Linked DNA regions of Homo sapiens: regions 2, 3 and 4 are each linked to region 1. A link is a contact called in ENCODE POLR2A ChIA-PET data. All regions are on one chromosome and are shown on one strand. Each heading gives the region's core, a stretch centred on a gene start or an enhancer-like site at or near the end of the contact. The rest is flanking DNA. Distances are from core to core; before and after follow the strand shown. Region 1 holds the start of BCLAF1 (BCL2 associated transcription factor 1). Region 2 holds the start of PHIP (PHIP subunit of CUL4-Ring ligase complex). Region 3 holds the start of PNRC1 (proline rich nuclear receptor coactivator 1). Region 4 holds the start of AMD1 (adenosylmethionine decarboxylase 1).

Region 1 (2,593 bases), core at 68-2,567:
TGTTTTGCTTTGTAACACCAAAAAATTTAAAAGAGGCTGTTGCAGTGAGGTACAAGTCTGAAGTAGCTCATCTTTTTCGTCAGTGTTAGCCACACTTGCTTTCAACTTCAGTCTTAATTTGTTTCCAGTTCTAAAATGCTTTTTAAAAAAGTCTGAGGTAGCAAAGTAGCTGCTGGTACTTCAGCTTGATTCTGAAGAAATAAATCTTAAAAGCGAATCAAGCCAACTCATGAATTTAAAATGAAGGCAAAGTCCAATTCGCCACTCCCACCCATTTCTCACACCAGCTGTCCACCAATCGTGGCTGCAACATTTCTGACACGACTAAATGGGCTGAATCACTTGAAAAGACTCGGCTTCGCTAGTACTCATGAAGAACCGCACTTTCAGCCGGATGGGGCAGGGCCACGCTCAGAACCACCAGCTAAGACCCAATCCTCTCGCTAGGGAACCGTAACTAGGCAACCAGCACCAGTCAACAGCGCGCGCTCGCTTCAAAACAGCAGGTTGCCGCGGGTACCGAAATTAACTCCAGAGAACCAGGGTCAGCAGCGAGAGGCAGAACAGAGCACTAAAACCTAGTAGCATCACAAAAACGAGGCATTAACTGACGGGTGGTCTGAAGCCGGAGGGCAGTTTTAAAGACCACGCGAAAAGGGGTAGACCTACTCAACGCACTTTGCTGCGGGTCACAGTTATTTTCTCAAAACCCCACAGGCCACGAAGAAAGGTGGCAGTCCCAGCCAATGAGAGGCGGACACAAGTTGCACCTCCAGCGGCCGTCGGCGCCATAGGCGGGGGAGAGAAAAATGAACGAGCGCGCGTGCGCGGAGCGTTCAGTCGGGCGCGCGCAGAGGTACGGGCTGAAGAAATGGGGGAAGGGTGGAAGAGGAAGATATGCGCACGCGCACGGGAGGCCGCGCGGGCTGTGGGTCTCCAGGCAGGTTCGCAAACACGCGCGCGCCCGCCGTTAGCACTGCTCAGCGCCCCCGCCCGGCCTTTTCGGCCCGTAGTGCCTCGAAAACCTGAGAGAAGCTAACGAAAAAACGCATAAATAACGGCGCAACGTCTCCTTGGTTCTCCTTTCGCCGCCAACCCGACACCACCCACAAAAGAGTCAAAAATATGGCCTGTCCTCGGTCTTCACTGCCCCTGGAGTAACTTGAATACATTGCGAGGCCTACCTGACACGCCGAATCGCGGTTCCGGGAATTTATCTCCGTTGCAACCACACAGCGGCCATTTCCCGACTCAAGAACGCGAGGAAAACCATAGAGCTACCTTCGACGCGCTAGCACGTCTCCGTCACTTCCGATCTGGGGCGTGGCCTCGGGTGCCGCTAAATATGCGGGCAAGCCCCGCCCACCCTTCCGCTCCGGTCCGGCTTCCTGGCTGCTATTAAGATGTTGCCTGCGGCCTTCTGGGAAGTCGCGTGGCTGGTCTCGCGGGAAGATGTGACGGCTCCGCCCTCTGGCCCGTAGCGTCAGCCTTGGCCGGAGAGGCGGTAGAGTAGGGTGGGTGTTTTGTCAGGCCTGAGTTAGCTTCGCCATACGGCGCTTTTCGCTGGTGTCTCTGCCTCGTTCTGAGTAGACCCCCTAGACCTCACCGCCGCCCCTGCGTTTTACCTCAGTAAGCTCGTCTGGTCTGTTCTTTCTGTGGGGCCGGCTCAGACCAGGCAAAAAACAAAAAGACAATCCCACACTGAGGAAAAGACCAGGAGGCAAGACGTGGCTGTAATTGCAGACACGCTGCTCCCTCAGCCAGCAAGCGCCACTTTTCCTCTTGGACGCCTAACTGGAGATTAGAAAATGTGGCTTTTGGTTTGCTATTAAATTCGGCAGACGCACTTAGTTGAAAAATGGCCACGATCTAAATCCCTTTCGTGGCGTCTGATCAAATCGGAGCTCAAGCCGCAGCAGCCGGAAACCTCTTAGGCTGCTCGTGCCAAAGAAGGCCGCCCTTCTGGCGGCGTGATGACAGCTTTACCACATCGGCAACGTTGGCATAGGCATGAAAAAATAAAGAGCACGAAGCAGTTGAGCTTTCAGCCTGTGACGATGATTTGTGGCAGCCGAGGAACACAGCCCAACGTAGCTTGGTTGTCCAGAATTATAAGTCAGATTATAAATAGGCAAGCCACATTCGATTTGAATAGAATTTAAATAACAGCCGTAGCACATTTTGCATTAATACTTCTCCGGGCTGCACTTTCTTAGGGCCTAAAACCGCTATTGCTTTGATGTTTAGAGATGTTAACTACCTTGATGGATTTCAGACTTGTAATTAGCAACCAGGGTGTCAGTGAGTGAATCGAAACTAGGATTGGGCCCTGGTTGTGAATTTAACACTGTGCTTAGAGCATTCTTTCTTCACAGTCCAGTTTACCAGCTGAACTAGAAAAACGACAACATTTTCATGGAGTGAATCGTAGGTTTTTTATTGTACAGTCTGTCCCTCACCCCATTACCACCTCAGGATGTGGACACAGAAATCCTTGGCCTTTTTGTTGTGCCCTGATGTCCCAAGCATTCGCAGGTTCTCAGAAATATTTGTTGAGTGAATGAACTATATTTAAAAAAAAAACAACTAAGGG
Region 2 (2,593 bases), core at 40-2,539, about 57 Mb before region 1:
ATAGCCTGCTTGTGAAATGCTAATGCCACTTCGGAGCAGTTAGTCACCAGCTATTGTGTAGGGCAGGAGAAAGCCGAGCCGGCCGCGCGTGCAGAGCGAGCAAGCGAACGAGCGAGCGCGCTCTCCCTCTTCGCGCCGCTCCCGCCGCCGCCGACTCTCGCGCGCCCCCGCGCCCGCACGGACGCGCGCGCCGGCCCCTCCTCCTCCGGCCTTGCACTGCACAACACTCATGACGTATCTTTATTTCTAGCACATTAACAAAATATCACAAATAAATTGTCCGCAGCCCCTGCGGCCCCGAAGTACGAGTACCCCCGGCCACTGGCCCCCGCAGACCCCGCGCCGGCCTCCCAACCCTCCCCATGGCCTTTGGAGCTTTCACGTTCTAGGGCCAAGTTTTTGTCTCTGTAAAAAATTGCGGGAAATTCAATTTTTATTCGACTCAGGGAAAAGTTTCTTTGCTCTGCGACGTGAATGTCTCACCAGATTCTGGTAGGTCCTGGGATGCTCCTTCCCGGTCCAGTCGGTGCGCCGGGGCAGCAGCTGCGGGGAGAGGACACCCCGTGAGCCCGGCCCCCGGCCCCTACCCGCCCGCTCCCCTCCCCCGCCCGCCCCGCGCCCCGGCGGGGACCCCGAGCCCCGCGCCCCGCGCCCTGCCGGCGGCGGCAGCGGCGGCGCAGCGGCCCAGAGGCGGCCGCGCGGCGGCGGGACGCGCCGGGCCGCCGCCGCCCTTACCTCCTTCTCGGCCACCTCGCGGATCAGCACCTGCAACAACAAAGCGGGGAGAGCTGAGCCCCGCGCCCCGGGCCGCGGCCCCGCCGCCGCCGCCTCCCTCCCCCACGCCCGCGAGCGGCGAGCGCCGGCCCGGCCCGCGCCGCGCGCCGCCGTACCTGAGCCGCCTGCTGACAGGGTCCATCTTCCAGGAACCGGGCGATGAGGAAGTAGAGCTCTGCGCGGGAGAGAGGGACGGGGAGACACACAGGCTGAGCGGTCGGGCGGCGGGGGGCGGGGGACCGCGGGCGGAATCGCCCGGTGCCAGCGGCCCCGGCAGCCCCCCGACTTACCCGATCGCAGCTCCGAGAGGCCTTTCCTCTCACAAGACATGTTTATGGGTCACTTCAGGGCCGCCGACGGGACACCCCGCCGCCGAGGGGAAGCGGGGACGGTGCCGCCGCCTGCCCTATAGCTGTCAGTGTGTGTTCACGAGCCGAGCTTCGGCTCCACCATTCAAGCAACGGCGGCGGAGGCGGAGGAGGAGGAGGAGGAAACAACAACTCTCAGGCAGCGACTACGGCCGTGGCCGCCTCCGCCGCGGATCCCTCCGCCGCAGAAAGGAGTCCGCCGCCTTCGCGGCCCAGGGCTCGGCCCCGGCTCTGGCCCGCGCCCCCGCCCCCCGGCGCTAAAAAAGGAGTGCCTCCGACCCCTCGTCCCCAGCGCTCCGCACGCGGCACAGTGAGACCCCCACCCGCTCCTCCCCGCAGGGCGTGCGATTTATTTATTTATTTCCAGTCGGAGAAGATGTCGGAGCCCAAGCCGCCGGTTGGCTGGAAGGCGCTTTCTCTGTGGAGGCCGATAGTGGCAGGGAGGGGGCCGGGGACGGTTCCGCGGAGGGATCTGACGCACACGGAGCCGCAGCACAGGCTCTATTCAGCGGCGCTGGCTGGAGCTGAGATGGAAGTTAGTTTCTATGTAGCAGAAATATGAAACAAATGAAGCAAAACTGCCCAGAGAGGGGAAATGCCCCAAGGATGGGTCTCACTCACGCGCGTACACAGACACACACGCAGAGAGCACTCTCACGCTGGGCAAGCTCGGGATCGCGCTACCCTTCCCGAGTTGAATGATAGTGTTTGGTTTCTGTCTCTTGCCATGTGCATGTGTATAAATGCTGCGGATTGGCATCTGTGTAAGTCTTGTCCTGCGTTATTTCTGCAGCCTATGCAAGTGTTGTGTAATTTATTGGAGTGCTGTATATTGCAATAGAGGTTTGGGCTGCTTTTTGTTAAGCACTTGCGTTTTGCAAACCCGTTATTTGCTGAAGCCACCTCTGCATATTTCTTTTATTACTGCCATTGCCTTTGGCGTACGTTTTTTAAATGTTTTTTATTGTTAAACGGGCAAAGCGAACTCTTGATTTGTACTTCAGATACTCTTTTTCCTTATTACAAAAAGGCTAGTGATGGCTAATTAGGTATTTGGAATTAAAGAACCTTAAAGCTTTTTTAAGTGTTTACGAGAAGGGAGAATGTAAACCTGAGGGAAAGGAAAGGACGCTAATATTCATGTCTAACTGATCTGGAGGTAATTTAGTGACAGATCGATAACCTGCCTAAGGATATTGAAAGAGTATACTACAGTTTAGCCAAGGTGAATAGTGATTAAATAATTTAAATAATCTGTGTATCTTGCAGTTGACTTCGTCATGCTAATTAATGGCTTCTAATTTGAGATGTAAACCATTCCTGTTTACAGTTAATCACGGGAAGACTTCTTGAAAACTGACGAAAAGGAGAAAAAAAAATCTTTCGTAAATTAGTATGTAATTACCGATTTTATATGCTAAATCATACATCTGTGTTTTGCTGATGAGGAT
Region 3 (2,593 bases), core at 57-2,556, about 47 Mb before region 1:
CTGAATATACACTCGGATTAGCAAGTTACAAGTAGGTTTTTAAAGGAAAAGAGGCAGCTCCTAAATTGTTTACCAATTTACATTAAAATATCGTGGGCTCTTGACTAGCTATACATTGTTCTTTGTATCTTAAATTTCAGAAACTTAAAGATAATGCGTAGGCAGCTAATCAGGAACAAAATGCCTTTAAACAATTGCCCCAGGCATTAGTAGTGAAAGGAAGAGAATGACAGCCTGCCTACTTCGCAGAGCTGAGGTCTGATCTATTTTTCTTAGTACCTATTCGTAAGGGTTGTTGTGAGGTTAAAGTGAGACAATCTATGTAAAGAACAGTTCCTGGAACATAAATGCTTGATAAATTATGGCCACAATTCTTTTTTGTGGTTGAGCAGTGCGGGGAGATCGCGAAAAATTTCTATTTACGCGCAGCTAACAAAATACTCTATGTTGCAGAGCTGTTTCACTTTCTCCCTTTGAGACGCAAGCCGGCTTGCCGCCTCCTCAAGTAACCAGGCACAATGTTCTGATCCCAAAGTCTCACAATCCTTCAAGTATGAAATCAGTAAAAACTCCAACTTCCATTTATGGATTTACGGAGAACTTTTTATACATCGAGGGGCTAATTCAATCAGTAAGTCACTTTGATTTTTACTCTGATCACCGAGACTAATAAGCAGCGATGCCGAACCAAGTAAATGAAAGAATCGTGAGCCATACTTCAGTAGATAAAATTTAAATGTAGACTGATTTTCTTCACGATTGCTAGGGAAGAAATCCTTACAGCGTACTTAGAAATCTTTGTTTTAAAATGATAACGCTGTTATGTTGGGCTGAAAATAAAACGGATACTTCCCCAAGGTCAGCAGCGGAGGAGGCAACCGTGGCCTTGCCAAAGTCATCCCCTCTTCCCAGCCCCCGTTCTTCCTGCCGCCCTCCCCCTGCCCCCTCCCTTCCCCACCCCCATCAACAAACTCCGCCGGGACATTTCAGTACCACCACTCCCTAGCCCGGCGAAGCGCAGGGGCGTGCTGGGGAGGAGTAAAGAGGGTGGGGCGGAAACCCAATTTCATTGTTCGCGGGACCGATTCTTCCCAAAAGAGCTCGCTGGCAGCGCCTGCGCAGTGCGCCCTCTTTGTGCCAGGCTGCAGCAAGCTGGTTGTTTGTGTGTGTCTACCCGAAGCTGCGGAGGCGGAGCGAGGGGGCGTGGCCTGCCTTGTCGCACTCTAATTGGGCTTTCGCAGGAAAGTGGGCGGGCGCGGGGCGGAGCTTCCGATAACAACACTCGGAGCTGGGGCTGTGGCTATTTGTTGCTGCGCCGCCACCGCCCGAGTCATGTTCCGCGATCTTCTCAGGCTCTCCTAGCAGCATCCATCGCCGCCACCCTATCTTCACTGGCTTCATTCACCTTCTCCTTCTCTCTTCGTTGCTGAGCGACAAGCTTCCTAGCGCTATGACTGTCGTCTCCGTCCCGCAGCGGGAGCCGCTCGTCCTGGGTGGCCGCCTTGCGCCGCTTGGCTTTTCCTCCCGAGGTTACTTTGGGGCCCTCCCGATGGTGACCACGGCTCCGCCTCCTTTACCCCGGATCCCGGACCCCCGGGCACTGCCCCCGACCCTCTTCCTCCCTCATTTCCTAGGGGGAGATGGCCCGTGTCTGACCCCCCAGCCTCGCGCTCCAGCAGCTCTGCCCAACCGCAGCCTCGCCGTGGCGGGAGGCACTCCTCGGGCAGCGCCGAAGAAGCGGCGAAAGAAGAAGGTGCGGGCCAGCCCCGCAGGGCAGCTGCCCAGCCGCTTCCACCAGTACCAGCAGCACCGGCCGAGTCTGGAGGGCGGCCGGAGCCCCGCGACCGGCCCGAGCGGAGCGCAGGAGGTCCCGGGCCCGGCCGCCGCCTTGGCCCCGAGTCCTGCAGCCGCAGCCGGCACGGAGGGAGCCAGCCCCGACCTTGCCCCGCTGCGGCCCGCGGCTCCCGGCCAAACCCCCCTCAGGAAAGAGGTGAGGCCGCCAGGGGGCCGTTGGGGAGTCGGGCCCTTAGACGGTCGCGGCCGAGCTCTGGGGCTGCAGACCCTGCACCCGGGGGGTCGGGCGGGTGGGGGCGGGGTGGGGGGGGCGGCTGTTTACTCGGGAGGGAAGTTTCCGTGACGCCCGCTCCATTCTTGCTTTGGGGGAAGAAGGGGGAAGGGGAGGCATGCGCTGGCGCTTCTGATTGGCTCCCAGGAGTCGGCCAATGAGAAGCGCCGCTGCGCCCCAGCAACAGCCCCGATTTAGAAGGCTGGCGGCGTTCCAGGGGGTTTCGGCGTTCCGGGCGCGCGGCGGGGTGGGGGCAGGGACAGGGCCCGCGGGAGGGCTGACGTCAGCGCGCGCTACGTGCCCGGCGCTCCGGCGCCCATGAAGGAGGCGAGGCCGGGTGGGGGCAGCTGGGGAAGGACTGGGCCCGGCTTTCGGCCTCCCGGCTATCGGGAGCCCCAGTCCTAGTCGGTGAAACGCGGAGACGGCCTCTAACGTCCCGCCGTAGGGGGTGGAGTGGGCTCCGAGCGGCTGGGTTTCGTTTGGTTGGAGTTGTGCCAAAATGTGAGGTGCCCGGTGTGGGACGCGCAG
Region 4 (2,593 bases), core at 46-2,545, about 25 Mb before region 1:
AGTGCAAACCCAAACCATGTCTTTTTCAGTGGATTTTTCATGTTGACATCATCTTATTTCACTTTGGGGAAAGTTTTTTTCTAAGGATGATAGCGAAAAGTCCTTTTGTCTTGTGACAATAGCAATTTTTATGTCAGCTTGGGTTTTTTTCCTCCCATATTCCCAAGTAAAAGTAATAACTTTGTTACCAGTTTTGCCATCTGAGGTTAAACTGTTTGACCATGGCTTGACGACTATTTTATACTTAACACTTATAAAATATTAGACTGATAGTTATTTAAGTTACCACCAGTGATAGCTCTGGAATCCCTGTTTTATTAATTTCCAGGTAAATCCTTCTTAAGCACATGGGAAGATAGCACTGTAAATTTTGGGGGGTAAGGAGAACCTCCATCAATTAATACATCAGCTTGATAAAATTCAAAGAAAAACATGATCAAATAAGTTCAGATTATATTTAACACATTCAGTTTCTAGAAGTAGTTTTGCTGAATAAATTCCCACCAGTTGAGCTAATGGAGCAACGGAGCTGCCAGTGCTTCCCGGAGGCTGCTGTGCTCAGCCAATTCGGAGGCATGGCGAGCCACACGGTGGGAGGTGGGTAAAGCCGGGGCCCTCCAAGGCTGGGCGCCACGTTGCTTTTCTCTTCTGAAATAGGAAGACAATGCTTCTGGCTATTGTATAAACCAGCCGAGGACTGCTTTCATTCGCACATCAGCCAAGGCGTGAGCAGAATTAAAGCGCCTTCTAATTCGACCCCTGGCAACGTGCGCGTCACGGACAAATGTTTAGTTTTAACGCCTGGCTGCGTTCGCCTTGGGAAAACACACTTTTAAGAATGGCCAAGTACCTCAGCAGTCGCGGTGAACTGCACAAGATCAAAACCACCACGCCAACCCAGCGCTGGCCACCGTCCCCGCTGAACCCCGCCAACACCCCTAAGGACCCACCCATGTTTTCTGCTAATCATTTTTTTTTTCTAAACAGCTCTGCACAGCCTTTCCTCATTCCGTTCCCGCTCTCCCCACCCACTCTGCGTTCGATCCGAGGTTTCTAGTCCCCAGCTGGACATCACAGCACCAACTCCCACTCAGGAGCCGGCCAGAGCCCGAGCCGCAGCGCAGTGGGCAGCTCCCCGCGCTCTCCGCCAGGCCCTCGGCCAGCCAGCCGCCACTCGGCCGCGAGTGATTGACAGGCGGCAGCAGCTATAGGCCGTGGAGGTGGGACGATGCGTCACTTCCTGGTCTTTTGGGGGGAGCCGGGATATATAAGGGCGGTGCTCACGCAGCGCTCTCGCTTACACAGTATGGCCGGCGACATTAGCTAGCGCTCGCTCTACTCTCTCTAACGGGAAAGCAGCGGAATACAAGAGACTGAACTGTATCTGCCTCTATTTCCAAAAGACTCACGTTCAACTTTCGCTCACACAAAGCCGGGAAAATTTTATTAGTCCTTTTTTTAAAAAAAGTTAATATAAAATTATAGCAAAAAAAAAAAGGAACCTGAACTTTAGTAACACAGCTGGAACAATCCGCAGCGGCGGCGGCAGCGGCGGGAGAAGAGGTTTAATTTAGTTGATTTTCTGTGGTTGTTGGTTGTTCGCTAGTCTCACGGTGATGGAAGCTGCACATTTTTTCGAAGGGACCGAGAAGCTGCTGGAGGTTTGGTTCTCCCGGCAGCAGCCCGACGCAAACCAAGGATCTGGGGATCTTCGCACTATCCCAAGGTGGGTCCCCGGGGCGCTCGCTGACATCCGGGCCTGGGGGCTGTCGCCGCCGCCGAGGCACCAGCCACGGGTGGAGCCCGAGTTCCCTCAGCTTTCAGTTGGGGGCAAGTCTGCGGCCTGGGGTCGCTTCGGCGGCCTTGGAAGGTGCGCGGTTTGGGGGAGAGCGGCCATGTCCACGCGGGCCGGAGCCGGCTTCTCCCGCCGTGGTTGCCGCGCCTGGCATTGCCCTGGGGGAGGGGAGGAGGCCGGCGCGGCCGCGTGCTCAGGTAACGTCCCGCGCTGGGCGGCGGGCGGCGCGGCCCGGGGTGGTTTTGCGGCCCGCGCCTCCCGACATTTCCCTCCGTAGTAGTTGGCGGCAGGGGCCCCAGGTGGGGGTCGGGGGCGCCTGCGCGGGTTGCCTCCGGCAGGTGTGGCTCGGCGGGCTTAGTCAGGCGCTAATTCGGGCGTGCCGGCTTCGGGGAATGGAGGGCGGGAGCGGCGCTTGTTCTTGCCTCGGGCGCGGATAGGAGGGGCCCTCCCGGCCTTGTCTGAGGGGCTGGCGAAGAGGCCTCCCACCCGCGGCGGCCGCGGGCAGCATGTGGCGTTCGGGCGGCGGGGATTGGGCGGGAGCAGTTATGTCGCAGTGGCGGGGCCCCACCGCTCCCCTAACATGCTCTGCGCCAGAGCCTTTTCGGGGCGGCTGGGCAGACGGCGCAGTCCCCGGGGCCGCCCTCGACACGGCCGCTGAGGCCGCTGGGGGCTGCTCCCCAATCTCTTGACCTTGGGTTGTGTAACCTGCTACGGAGCCGGCGGAGCGGGGCGGGAGAGGTGCGGGTGGAGGGAGGCCCGCCTGCCCCAGGACATAATGCCTCTAATGCCTTAAGCTTG

Evidence for each region. ChIA-PET counts read pairs that join two places held with the same protein, here RNA polymerase II (POLR2A).
Region 2: POLR2A ChIA-PET joins it to region 1 with 11 read pairs in CD4-positive, alpha-beta T cell. The contact joins the promoter of PHIP here to the promoter of BCLAF1 in region 1. POLR2A ChIA-PET finds 5 or more read pairs at or near these places in 3 of 52 experiments (CD4-positive, alpha-beta T cell, CD4-positive, alpha-beta memory T cell and CD8-positive, alpha-beta T cell).
Region 3: POLR2A ChIA-PET joins it to region 1 with 10 read pairs in CD4-positive, alpha-beta T cell. The contact joins the promoter of PNRC1 here to the promoter of BCLAF1 in region 1. POLR2A ChIA-PET finds 5 or more read pairs at or near these places in 2 of 52 experiments (CD4-positive, alpha-beta T cell and CD8-positive, alpha-beta T cell).
Region 4: POLR2A ChIA-PET joins it to region 1 with 11 read pairs in CD4-positive, alpha-beta T cell. The contact joins the promoter of AMD1 here to the promoter of BCLAF1 in region 1. POLR2A ChIA-PET finds 5 or more read pairs at or near these places in 2 of 52 experiments (CD4-positive, alpha-beta T cell and naive thymus-derived CD4-positive, alpha-beta T cell).

What each region holds. Positions count from the first base shown.
Region 1 is chr6:136,288,529-136,291,121 of GRCh38, forward strand. It overlaps BCLAF1 (BCL2 associated transcription factor 1), which reads right to left and starts at 1,318. Exons shown (of 13, transcript NM_014739.3): 1 at 1,185-1,318. It overlaps LOC124901408 (a long non-coding RNA gene), which reads left to right and starts at 1,486. Exons shown (of 4, transcript XR_007059784.1): 1 at 1,486-1,629. RefSeq lists enhancers at 112-708, 234-353, 709-1,305, 724-843, 790-1,989 and 2 more.
Region 2 is chr6:79,076,965-79,079,557 of GRCh38, forward strand. PHIP (PHIP subunit of CUL4-Ring ligase complex) reads right to left here and starts at 1,290. Exons shown (of 40, transcript NM_017934.7): 1 at 1,065-1,290; 2 at 891-949; 3 at 736-765; 4 at 484-543. The coding sequence starts at 1,104. It overlaps LOC124901346 (a long non-coding RNA gene), which reads left to right. Exons shown (of 2, transcript XR_007059652.1): 2 at 1-302. RefSeq lists silencers at 9-508, 1,008-1,177, 1,308-1,547 and an enhancer at 1,668-1,717.
Region 3 is chr6:89,079,445-89,082,037 of GRCh38, forward strand. PNRC1 (proline rich nuclear receptor coactivator 1) reads left to right here and starts at 1,307. Exons shown (of 2, transcript NM_006813.3): 1 at 1,307-1,990. The coding sequence starts at 1,451. PNRC1-DT (PNRC1 divergent transcript) reads right to left here and starts at 1,136. Exons shown (of 1, transcript NR_187250.1): 1 at 718-1,136. RefSeq lists enhancers at 412-501, 2,020-2,593 and silencers at 932-1,141, 1,192-1,341, 1,732-2,111.
Region 4 is chr6:110,873,490-110,876,082 of GRCh38, forward strand. It overlaps AMD1 (adenosylmethionine decarboxylase 1), which reads left to right and starts at 1,296. Exons shown (of 9, transcript NM_001634.6): 1 at 1,296-1,726. The coding sequence starts at 1,617. RefSeq lists enhancers at 1,718-2,433, 2,434-2,593 and silencers at 1,871-2,120, 2,181-2,250, 2,281-2,470.